2 separate regions of the Homo sapiens genome follow, and region 2 is linked to region 1. A link is a loop called in an ENCODE intact Hi-C map of the cell type or tissue named here. Cell type or tissue: transverse colon. All regions are shown on one strand. Links, peaks and the distances in the headings refer to the core of each region. The heading gives the core; the rest is flanking DNA. Region 1 overlaps VANGL1 (VANGL planar cell polarity protein 1). Region 2 overlaps VANGL1 (VANGL planar cell polarity protein 1).

What was found. Hi-C counts contacts between places; a loop is a spot of excess contacts. Peaks named below come from ENCODE experiments on the same cell type or tissue, not always from the same donor. Only the 100,000 strongest peaks of a DNase experiment are listed, where the experiment ranks them.
Region 2: it touches region 1 in a loop (27-fold over the local background); 27 of 110 quality-filtered maps call a loop at or near these places.

Annotation. Positions count from the first base shown.
Region 1 is chr1:115,697,236-115,702,615 of GRCh38, reverse strand. VANGL1 (VANGL planar cell polarity protein 1) reads right to left here. Exons shown (of 8, transcript NM_138959.3): 8 at 4,395-5,380. CASQ2 (calsequestrin 2) reads left to right here. Exons shown (of 11, transcript NM_001232.4): 11 at 1,190-2,595. The coding sequence ends at 1,375. Among named protein-coding and RNA genes, the nearest start is that of VANGL1, 58 kb to the right of the region's middle. In transverse colon, for the core only: no CTCF peak of the experiment used is centred there; no DNase peak of the experiment used is centred there.
Region 2 is chr1:115,644,950-115,650,329 of GRCh38, reverse strand. All of the region lies in intron 1 of VANGL1 (VANGL planar cell polarity protein 1), which reads right to left. Among named protein-coding and RNA genes, the nearest start is that of VANGL1, 5.7 kb to the right of the region's middle. In transverse colon, for the core only: no CTCF peak of the experiment used is centred there; a DNase peak (open chromatin) is centred at 3,162; H3K27ac peaks cover 1,752 bases.

The DNA of each region.
Region 1 (5,380 bases), core at 80-5,079:
CAAAAAGGTCTCTTTACAAAAGGGAACCCACACCAGGAGCCATCACTGCACAATGGGTGATGGGGCCGTTGTGGCCTAGAATCCCAGGCAGGCAACTACTCTACAGGCAGGAGACCAGGCCTGCAGAAGGGAAGGAAGAAAATCATATGCGAGTAAGGGGCTTCTCCTCAGAGTTCAGGCATTGTTGAACCGAGGGTGGGACAGGCTAGTGAGGTACACTGGCAGAATGCGAGGAAATCTTAGATCTCAGTCCATACATCTCATACAACTCCACCATCATAAAACTCAAGTGGGGACAGATACAATCAGGCAAACAGTGGACAGAAAGGGATGATCACAGAGGATTATTAGAGCCATACTTAATTAAGATAGAATCTCTTAAGAATGGGGGCCAAGCCAGGCGTGGTGGCTCATGCCTGTAATCCCAGCACTTTGGGAGGCTGAGATGGGTGGATCACCTGAGGTCAGGAGTTCAAGACCAGCTGGCCAACATGGTGAAACCCCATCTCTACTAAAAATACAAAAATTAGCCAGGCATGGTCATGGGTGCCTGTAACACCAGTTACTTGGGAGGCTGAGGCAAGAGAATCGCTTGAACCCAGGAGGCGGAGGTTGCAGTGAGCCAAGACCATGCCATTGCACTCCAGCCTGGGCAACAAGAGCAAAACTCCATCTCAAAAAAAAAATAAAAAAGAATGGGGGCCAGTTAGCAATGTCTTTCTCCCCTGTTGATAGGTGTTCAATCACCTAGGGAACTCTACATTCATTTATTTTGTAAGCTACTTTAAAATTAATAATAATACATTACTTTTAAAACATGCTCAAGTGAAAACATTTTAAAACAGAACAGTAGATTAGAAGGTCAAAGTAAAAAGTATTTCCTACTCCCCTGACCCAACCCCTAGTCTCATTCCTGGAGGGAACCACTGGTGGTTGTTGCATGGGTATATTACCAGAAATGTCATATATATTCCACTGGGCAATGGAATACACATTTCCTTTTATGCAACACAAACAGTATACTACACATACCGTTTTGCCGTTTGGCATTTCCATTTAACAATGTGCACGTTCCTAATAAGTGTAAGAGAGTCGGGGGGCACTCAGCATAGCTATTCAGCACGGCTATCCCTGGTCTGGTTCAGCCCTCATGCATTTACCCACTCATTCATTTTGTCCCTCACTGCAGGCTGACAGTGTCTGGATGGAGATTCCAGATGATGACGATCTTCCAACTGCTGAGGAGCTGGAGGACTGGATTGAGGATGTGCTTTCTGGAAAGATAAACACTGAAGATGATGATGAAGATGATGATGATGATGATAATTCTGATGAAGAGGATAATGATGACAGTGATGACGATGATGATGAATAGCCCAACTCCAAACAATTCTGATGAAAACAAAATCACAGCACCCACTACCATACAGACAGCACAAGGTGGCAGCAAGCAATTCTGCCCCACACCCAGCCAGCTCCTTTCCCTTTTCCATCATCTCTTTTCCCACTCCCTTTGCGTCAGGAGCAGCATCATTCAGCAAATGCCTTTTCAAATGCAGCAATCCCACTTAGCAGGGACAGGAGAAAAATTATTCCCATGTTGACTGTCTTGACTGTCACGGAACAGATCTTGTTCTTTGCTGGACCATCAAGGGTCATGGCAGTGCCTGAACATGGCAGTCTAGGGTGAACAATCCCCTAACACAAGTTTACTTGTCTTTGATTATGACAGTAACAAAATTGACAGCTTTCTAACTCACAGGCATAGAGTGACCTTTTAATCAGAGCCCAGGGAAGACACATGATTAATGATTTAGCTCCCTCCATACCTCGAACATCAGTTGGGATCCCTCCTCCAGCCAAGATGATCCTTCTTAGAGAAGGCTCAGCCTTGGAAGCAAACTTATAAATCATATTCTCATGGCTTTGTTAAACTTATTTCAAGTGATGGTCATTCATATCACTATGAACTTGGATATTCAAGCCTTTGGATGGCTATGGAGAGGGCTTGAAATGTGTACAGGTGTCACCATCATTTCTAGTATATTAGGAAACTGGGATGGGAGGTTGATTTGCTCTCTAAACTTCCCTCTAGTTGGCAAGTCTCACATATTCATCAGCAGGAGTGGAGGGTGGGGGAAAACTAGAAAGATGAAAACTTTTACATTTTTCTGATGGGTTCATGTCTCTGATTGGGTCAGCTGGCTTCCTAGCCTAAGCTGGGATCTGAATACCCCTTCTCTGTAGCTGCTAGTGAGCCTTCCCATTTAGATTAAAGATTGCTTTATCCAGCAGTCAATTAACTCTCCAGTTATCAGTACTCCCACAATTGGCCAGGGCAACAATAATTGGAGTTCATACTGATGCCCTGAGGCACTGAAAAAAAAAAAAATCCCAAAGTGCCTTCTGAGCTGTCTAAAAGTTACATTGTGCTTGGTAGATTTAGTGTTAAGTGTGCAGTATAATTTTCTAATTTATTTTCTCAATCTTTTAGCACATGTGTAAGACACTGTGCAAATTTTTTGAAAATAGAGCAATACTTTTTGTGGAATACTAGCTAACTAATTCTGTCATTAAACTCATATTTTGAAAATATTCAGACAATGTTGAAAATCCTATCTTGATTTTTCTGACTCTGCTCATTCTCATCTGGCTCCAGTCCTACCTCCTTATTTCTTCTCTATTTTCCTTTCTAGCCCCTCTTCCTCTGCCTGCTCTTTGAATGATGGTGTTTCACAGCATCTCAACTCTACATACTCTTCCAAAATGATGTCATCGTGCCCATCAATACTATCCATGTGCTAATTACCTCCAAATATGAGTCTCTAACCTTGACTCCTTGCCTTATTTTTAGACACATTCATTCAACTGCCTCTGGATATCTTGACTTGTTGTTGTACAAGCACTTCAGACTCAACACAACAAAACCTGAACTCATTGCCTTCTCCCCTAAACATCTTCTCCTCTTCATGGAGTCCTAGTTTGGGTGGGTGATAGCACCATTTATCCAATTGTCTAGGTGACCTGAAGGTGCCCCTTCCCCCCTGTGATTTGTGCATCCCTGGATCATGTCACTTATCATTTAAGGTATAACATATATTTGCATGTCTGTCCTTTCACTAAATTGCAGGCTCCTTAGAGGCAAGGAATTTATCTTAGAATCCCTAGCACTTAGCGCTTTGCCCATCACAAAGTAGATACTCATTTATTGAGTTGGTGGATGAATAATTGATTAACTAGAATACCTATAATTCCCCAGCACTATTGGGTAACAGAGCTTACAAGGTGTCTTAGTCTGTTTTTATTGATATAAAGGAATAACTAAGAGTGGGTTATTTATGAAGAAAAAATATTTATTTCGCTCACAATTCTGCTGGCTGCAATACTGGGCATCAGGTGAAAGCCTTGGCTGCTTCCATTCATGGCAGAAGGTAAAGGAAAACCAGTGTGTGCAGAGATCACATGGTGAGAGAGGAAGCATGAGAGAGAGGAGGTGCCAGCCTCTAACAACCAGCTCTCCAGGGAACTAACAGAGCGAGTACCCACTCACACCCCACTTCCTCCAGAGAGGGCATTCATCTATTCATGAAAGATCCATCCCATGACCCAAGTTCTCAAGTTCTTAAATCACTCCCTTTAGACCCTACCTCTCAATACTGCCGCACTGGGGATTAAATTTCAACAGGGGATTTGGTGGGAACAAATATCCAAATGATAGCACAAAGTGTATTAGCAGGGTTTACTTATGTAGATATAAATTGTGTACATTTTGCTTAATGGCCCAAAGAAACAGCTTATCAATAATCTAACCAATGAATATCTTTGAGTCAATTGCTTTCTCTAATTTCTGTCCATGCAATAGCTAAGAATTTGATTGTGTGCTGTCAAAATTCTACCACTGAGGTTAGCGGAAAACAGGCTTCATATTTCTTTGCAAATAATCAAATTTCCTTTAAATAGACCTATCTAAAATCAGTTGATAATTTAACTTGAATTCCCAAGCCACTCAGGAAAATAATCCAATATTCACCTCCCACATCAACCCAAAGTCTGTTACTTTTCTGTCTTCTTATTTGACTCAAATACCTTTCCACTTGCTGGTTTACTCAAAAGATCTGTTTCATCTCCATGTTTTAGAGCCTGAGGATTTCATTTTTAGTTATCTATTCAAAACATTTTCTTCACTGTAAAATGATTGACAACTAGTAGTTTTTGTTACAATGGTAATTCTACTTTCCCAATCCATCACAATTGTCTTGGTTTTTATAGAAATATGACAGGTTGTCTTGAAATTCTGAAGGTCTCAAAATTATGCGAGAGTGAAAAATGTCCCTGAAAAAGTAAGCAACTTTTTAGATTGAAATAATCACATGAAGAAAAGAAACAAGACACAATTTGATATTTCAGTTTATTTTCCAAGTTTACAGTATAAAAAATGTGATGTGTAAAACATTTTACAGTTAATTGGGATGAGGGGGGGATTATACTGGAGGACCCAAAAAGGAACAAAATAACTTGGGTGACAGGTACACTATTCCATCAGAGACACTAACTCTGTTACTGACATCACAATGAGAAGAAGTTTCATAGCATAAACCTTATGAATGTAAGTAAATGGACCTGTACAGATGGTTGCTGGTAGTGTCATTCATTCATTTACATGCTTGCAAATGTGTCAAAAGAGCCCACTACCCAGTTTATGCAGGAACTCACTCAGGCCTTGTCATACACATATGGTGACCATGAGCAGAGGCTGGTTGGCAAAACTGCCCCTCCTGGTTACAATGTACAGTATTAACTAATCAGAAAGAACAAAAAAGGTCCCTGACCACATTTTTACACAAACCGTTATGACTCTGTCAGGTAAAGACAGGTGGTTTCATCTCTGAACTTTCTAAATTGGTGCTGGACTTGAAATCAGGAAATGTAAAGTCCTTCTAACCAAAGCAATTATCAAATAATCTCCTCTCAAATAAGACCTGCCTGGCCCAGGCCTCTCTGGTTCTCTCAGTAGCATTTCTGTTGAGGAAGGGGTCATCTATAATGTGAGTTAAATCACTGAGCCAGTATCTGCCCCCACCCTCATCTTTGCTGGCATCCTGCACTCTATGCAATAGTTATGGCCATAAATGACTGTTGGAAATCAAATTTGGCTAATCACGCCATAACTTAGGGGTCCCAGAGGAGTTTGCCATTTAATTAAAGCCTACCGTAAACTATTATAAAAATAAATTATTGCCATAGTTTAGATTTTTGTATGTTCCCTTTTTAAAGAATGATGATGAAAAGTAAGCGAATGTTCCATTACCTCTATAACTGAGAGGTGCTGGTAAATGAAAAACAACTGTTTCATCTTTCTACAAGGCCCCTAGAACGGCAA
Region 2 (5,380 bases), core at 252-5,251, 52 kb after region 1:
TGTCTCTTTCTGCACCCCTCACCCCAGAGCTAGTCTCAGCTCAACAGGGTTCCTTCTTCCAGCCGCTGGAAGCTGAAACTGCAAACACAGCCAGTGAGATAAGTGTGAAGAAAAAACAAAGGAGCTGTAAATGCCATACCCTAACCCTCCTGGGAGGAGGCCAAGTTTCCCTGACCCCAGCAACAACACATAAGTCTGGAGGGAATCAGGTCAGCACAAATTGCCATACACCACCAATACAGCCCCCACAGCCTCTAATCCCAGTTAGGGTGTATTTACCCTTACCATTCATTCTTCCTGGGAGTCAGGTACGATCACTTCCAAGGTCTGCCACCCAGGGCCAGCCTCCTTTGTCCCTGATGCCCTGACTTACCATTTCACTTCTCCTCTGCCATCAGGAGCCCAAGGCTAGCCCTGGGGAAACCTGAGTTCTAGTCTGAGCCCAGCCACTGTTTAGTACAACCTGGGATAAGCCACTTGCTTTCTTATGCCTCAGTTTCCTCATCTGTTAAACAGGGTAAACCAACCAGCCACCGACCTCACAGGTAGATCTGAAAATATAAGCAGACACAGTTTCCAAAGGTGGGTTCCAATCTCGGGTTTTACTCACTTATTAGCTATCAGGCCCCAGTCAAAATTAGTAAACCTCTTTGAACATGTAACTGTAAAATGCAAATATCAGGGTTGCCGTGAAGACCAAATGAGCTAACAACTATGAAGGCACCCAGCGCGAGCTCCAGATGTGCTAGGTAAACGAAAGTCACTGTCTATCAGCACTCTCTTTGCGGGTTCCGAAATGCTTGTTCCTCTGTCTTTTTAATGAGAGAAATGCTTGGAAAGAAGCAGAGCAGAGTCTCTGTGCCGGCCTTCCTGCCACAAGGCTCACCTGCAGTCAGACAGAACGGAGCACACATCTCAGTCCGCTGCCTACTAACTAGCTGTACACCTGGGCAAAGCAGTTTCTCCTTGGAGCCTCAGAGACTTCCCAATCCATAAAAAGGAAGCAAGGCAGCCTATTATGGTGGGGGTTTGTGGGGGGAGGTAGCTGTAAAGATTAAATGTGAAAACACAGCAGGCCTTTTTTAAATGCTAAGTTTTGCTCCTGGACTTACCCTACTTTCCTAGAAGACTTCAAGGGCTGAGTCATCTTTTTTTCTGCCTACTGTCTCCACCATTTTCACTAGCAATTTCAATCAGCTTTCAACACCTCAGTCTCACTTCCTTTCTGCCCTGGGCTTTGCTGTTTTCTCACCTGCTTCATAACAGGCAGACGTCAACATTAGGATGTGCTTCGAAGATCTCCAGCCCTGAGTGAACTGAGATCCTCCCTGAAAGCCCCTCACCCAGCCTCTGCTGATCTGCAGATTCAAATGTCCAGTTCCCTGGCCCAGAACACCGATTTCCCACTCTCTTCTAGATTCATAATTAACCCTTCACAACTCCTACACTCTGCCTTGCAACCCATAACTCTGGATTCCCCATTCCATCCCAACTTCCAGCTACTTTTTGCTAAATGCTGCTGGAGTGTCTCAGAGGCAGGTGGCCCAGGCCCCGCAGATGTGGGCAGATCCAGCTTGGTGCTTCCTAGCTGTGACATCAGGGGGCAAATGTTTGCCTCTCTGAGCTTATCCAACCCTGCCCCATAAAAATGAGGTCATTTAATACTCTCTCTTCCCAGGGTTCTTGTGAGGATTAAATGAAACTGCAAAGGTAAAGTCTCTGGCACATGGTAACCCAAGTTTTATTCCCTTCCCCCTCTGCCAGAGGACTTCATTCCTTGTCCTCATTGAAAACTTGTGGCCATTCATTAAGACAACTCCAGGCTTGTCCCTCAAAGGAAACCATGGGTCCCAACTGCCCTCCAGGGAAAGGCTTTATCTAACTCTACCAACCACCCTAGTCTGGTTTCCCTCCCATGGTTCCTTCCTGTACTTACCAAAGGAGTGGTCTATACATGCTGTCACTCCCTCCTTCTCCACTTTCAGTCCAAATCTCCATCCACAACACTCCACTGAAACAACTCAAAGTTGGCCAAGGATTGCTATGAGCCAAGTAACATCCTTGTCCTCCTCCCCCAGTGCTTTTTATTTCATTTATTAGTCCATCCACCTCCATATTAAGTGGCACCTACAAGACCATGCTAGGCAATGCTAGGGCACAGCAATGACAAAGGCATGCTGCCTGCCCTAGCAGAGTTTCTCTGCAGCTGGCTAGCCTCCAATTTGATGCCGCTTATGTTACTACTTCTCCTCTAACACTCCCTCTCCTCTCCCCTCATCACGTTATCCCTTGACATTCAAAACTCTTCTCAGTCTTCTCCATCCACAGATTTCCTATGGCAGAAGCTCCTTGAACACAGCAACTACGTCTTACCTCCACCCAGGATATTTTGAACATAGCAGGTACCCAACAAATACTTACTGAAAGACTAAATCCCAAGTGCACATTTCCTACTGAGATTCCTCTTGCTCCCCTTGGGAATACCATCATCCCTCTCATAGGTGCTCTCCAGTATCCTGTCCTGTTCTTCCCAATTCCTCAGCTAAAGCAATACCCTCATCCTAAGGATCTAACCCTGTGCCACCTTCAACACCCTCTCTGATCCTCCCTTCACTCTACTGATTCACAGCCACCCACTTCCTCCAGGCTCCACCTACACAGGGCTAGACCACTACAAAGCCTCCAGGTGTCCTCACCAGCCTATACACAGCTCAGGCCCCTTCTAAGTCATACCGTTTCTAATAGTTACCAACTCTTATCCTATCCAAGATCTGAGTGAGGACTAAGAGGATGCAATAAGAGGCAAACTAATAAAATCCGAAGTGAACTTATTTTAAAAGAGTCTGAGCCAAGGTAAGAACTTCAACAGACTTAATGGAAAAGGATATCCTGAAGCTTACCACTGCAATGATATATCTATGAGATAGTTCCCTTGCATACACAAGAAATTAACCAAACTCATGATAAGGTCAGAAGGAATCCCTTATCAGAAAAGACAATAAAGCAATGAAAAGGAATCAGGTTCCCAGGGTAATACACTGATAGGCTGTCACAGCAGCATGAATAGGACAGTCATATAAAGGTGGGAATATGGCTCCTAGAACCTGGAACTGTCTATCATACTGACCCCTGACATGACTCATATTGTGTTTGGCCCAGGCTGGGCAGCAGCCAGAGTGACCTTTTAAATTACAATGCAGACGTCACTTCCCTGTTTAAAACCTTTCCGTGGTGTCCCACTGCACTTTAAATAAAATACAAAAATCTTTCATTTGGTATGCAATGTCCTGCCCGACGCTCTAGCTCCCTCCTCCTTCTCTAGCCCCAGCTCCTTTAAGGTAGAGTCTTAGGGCTTTGGCAGAGCCCAGTATATCTGTTGGTACTCACCCTTTACATGCCCTGTTTTGCCAAATTCCTACTCATCACTCCTTAATTTAAATACTGCTCCTTTCAAGAGGCCTTTCCTGATCCTTCAATCTCAGTCAGGCTCTTCTCTAGTACCCTGTACTCTTCCTTTCTATCCAACTTCCAGTGATACATTTGTTTGTGTGATCACTTATTGTCTAGTTTCTTCACAGGCTGTAAGCTCCATGAGGGCAGAGGCACTTTCATGACTGCCTGTCTTTCCAGCTCCTAGGACATTATGGGTACCCTATAAATGTCTGCTGAATGAAGGGTTTTGTGGCAGATCTTAGGACATGAGGCCATAGATTCATTGTGGAAGAAACTTTAGAAATTATCTATTTTAAATCCTTAGTTTTAGAGGTGGCAAAAAAAAAGATGCAGATATTAGATAGAGGCGTGATACCAGAACTATCAAAAAAAAAAAAAAAAAAGCTATACTACTGGCTCGCATGGCAGTCCCACTCAGGGGCAGAGTTCGTATGCCAGACACACTGAGTAAAAATCAGCAGCAGCCTCTTTCAGCCACTGCCCAAGAGCATCTTGCCTCACCGGTCACCCACCCCTTAAGAGTGTATTGCTTGGCACTGCTTGGGTAGGGGCTGGAGGCAAATATTAGGACACGGCCAGGCTCATTGAACCACATTGCATGCAGGCAAGGTCAACAATGGGAGATAGGTGCACAGAGTGCTTCTAAGTGGCAGTGTCCTAAATTCTGGACTTCCTAGGCAAAAATGTCAGAAAGAACCTCCTTCACCACCCTTTATCAAAAGCAAAATGAAGATAATCAGCCTCAAACAGAATTCTCTCCTAAAGTCATGTTCACTCATATAAAAATCCTACTACTTAATATGAAAACACAGTGTTTAGCAAATCGTATGAAGGAAATAATATGTTATGATAATGACAGTGGTAAACATAAGCTAACCTTCGCAAAAAGGAAATTATAAAAACATCAACAGCTCTGCCTAGAGCTATTAAGTAATTAAGGGAGCTCTGGTTTGGAAAGTTACTTTGTAAGGGTTACAGAGACACGCACTGAATTTAAAGAGAGATTTTGCTTCCTATGCAGTAAGTAGATCTATTTCCAAGGAAAAGTGGTGTCTGGTACAACCATGCTTATATATGCTGTGTATATTATTCTGAATATTTGATTTTTACATAGAATTCTGCAGAGATTATGCTATTAATTATTATTTATATTATGTCTTGAAGCTAACATTCTTCTTAGGGGTACCCATTCTTAATTAAATGGCACTCAAGGGGAAAGTGACAATTGAAATAATTTTGTTTAGAGTCAACTATTCTTCTAGAGAGTAGCAATGAGCCCAAATTGTGGGTGAAGAGCATTCAAATCCTGGCTCTAGTACTTAGCTGTGTGACCTCAGAACAAGTTACTTAACTGCTCTCTGCCTCAGTTTCCCTAACTGTAACAACAGATTTTATTTTACTTATATTATAGATCTGTGGTAGGTATTAAATGAGATAATTCATAAAAATTATTAGAACAGTGCCTAGCACGTGGTAGGCACTCACAGCTGTCAACTACTACTAGTATTCACTAGAGTAAAATTCCTTCAGTTAGGAAGAACTGAAGGGGTTGTATGGCATATAACTTCTGTATCATTTTCACTGAACTTATACACATTTTTCTGGTCTCTGCTACCACCTTTAACTGCTACTATTAGCTATAGCTGAGTAACAAGTGATTTCTATTCTGTTTCTTACAGGCCTCTATTTACCATCCCCAGGTTGGAAGCAAATGTCAGAGAGACCAGAGGAAACCGTGTGTGTTTTAGTGGGTTTATTTGGAGGGGCATGGGCTGGAAAGGAGCGGGCAGAGATGCAGGGCAAATCTATAAAACATTTTGAACTTGTGGCCTATAAACCACCAAACATCATGCAGGTCACTGATGTGAGGATCTGCTGGGCTTATGGCATTTGTGACAAACCCAATGATTCTTTTATTACAACAGCT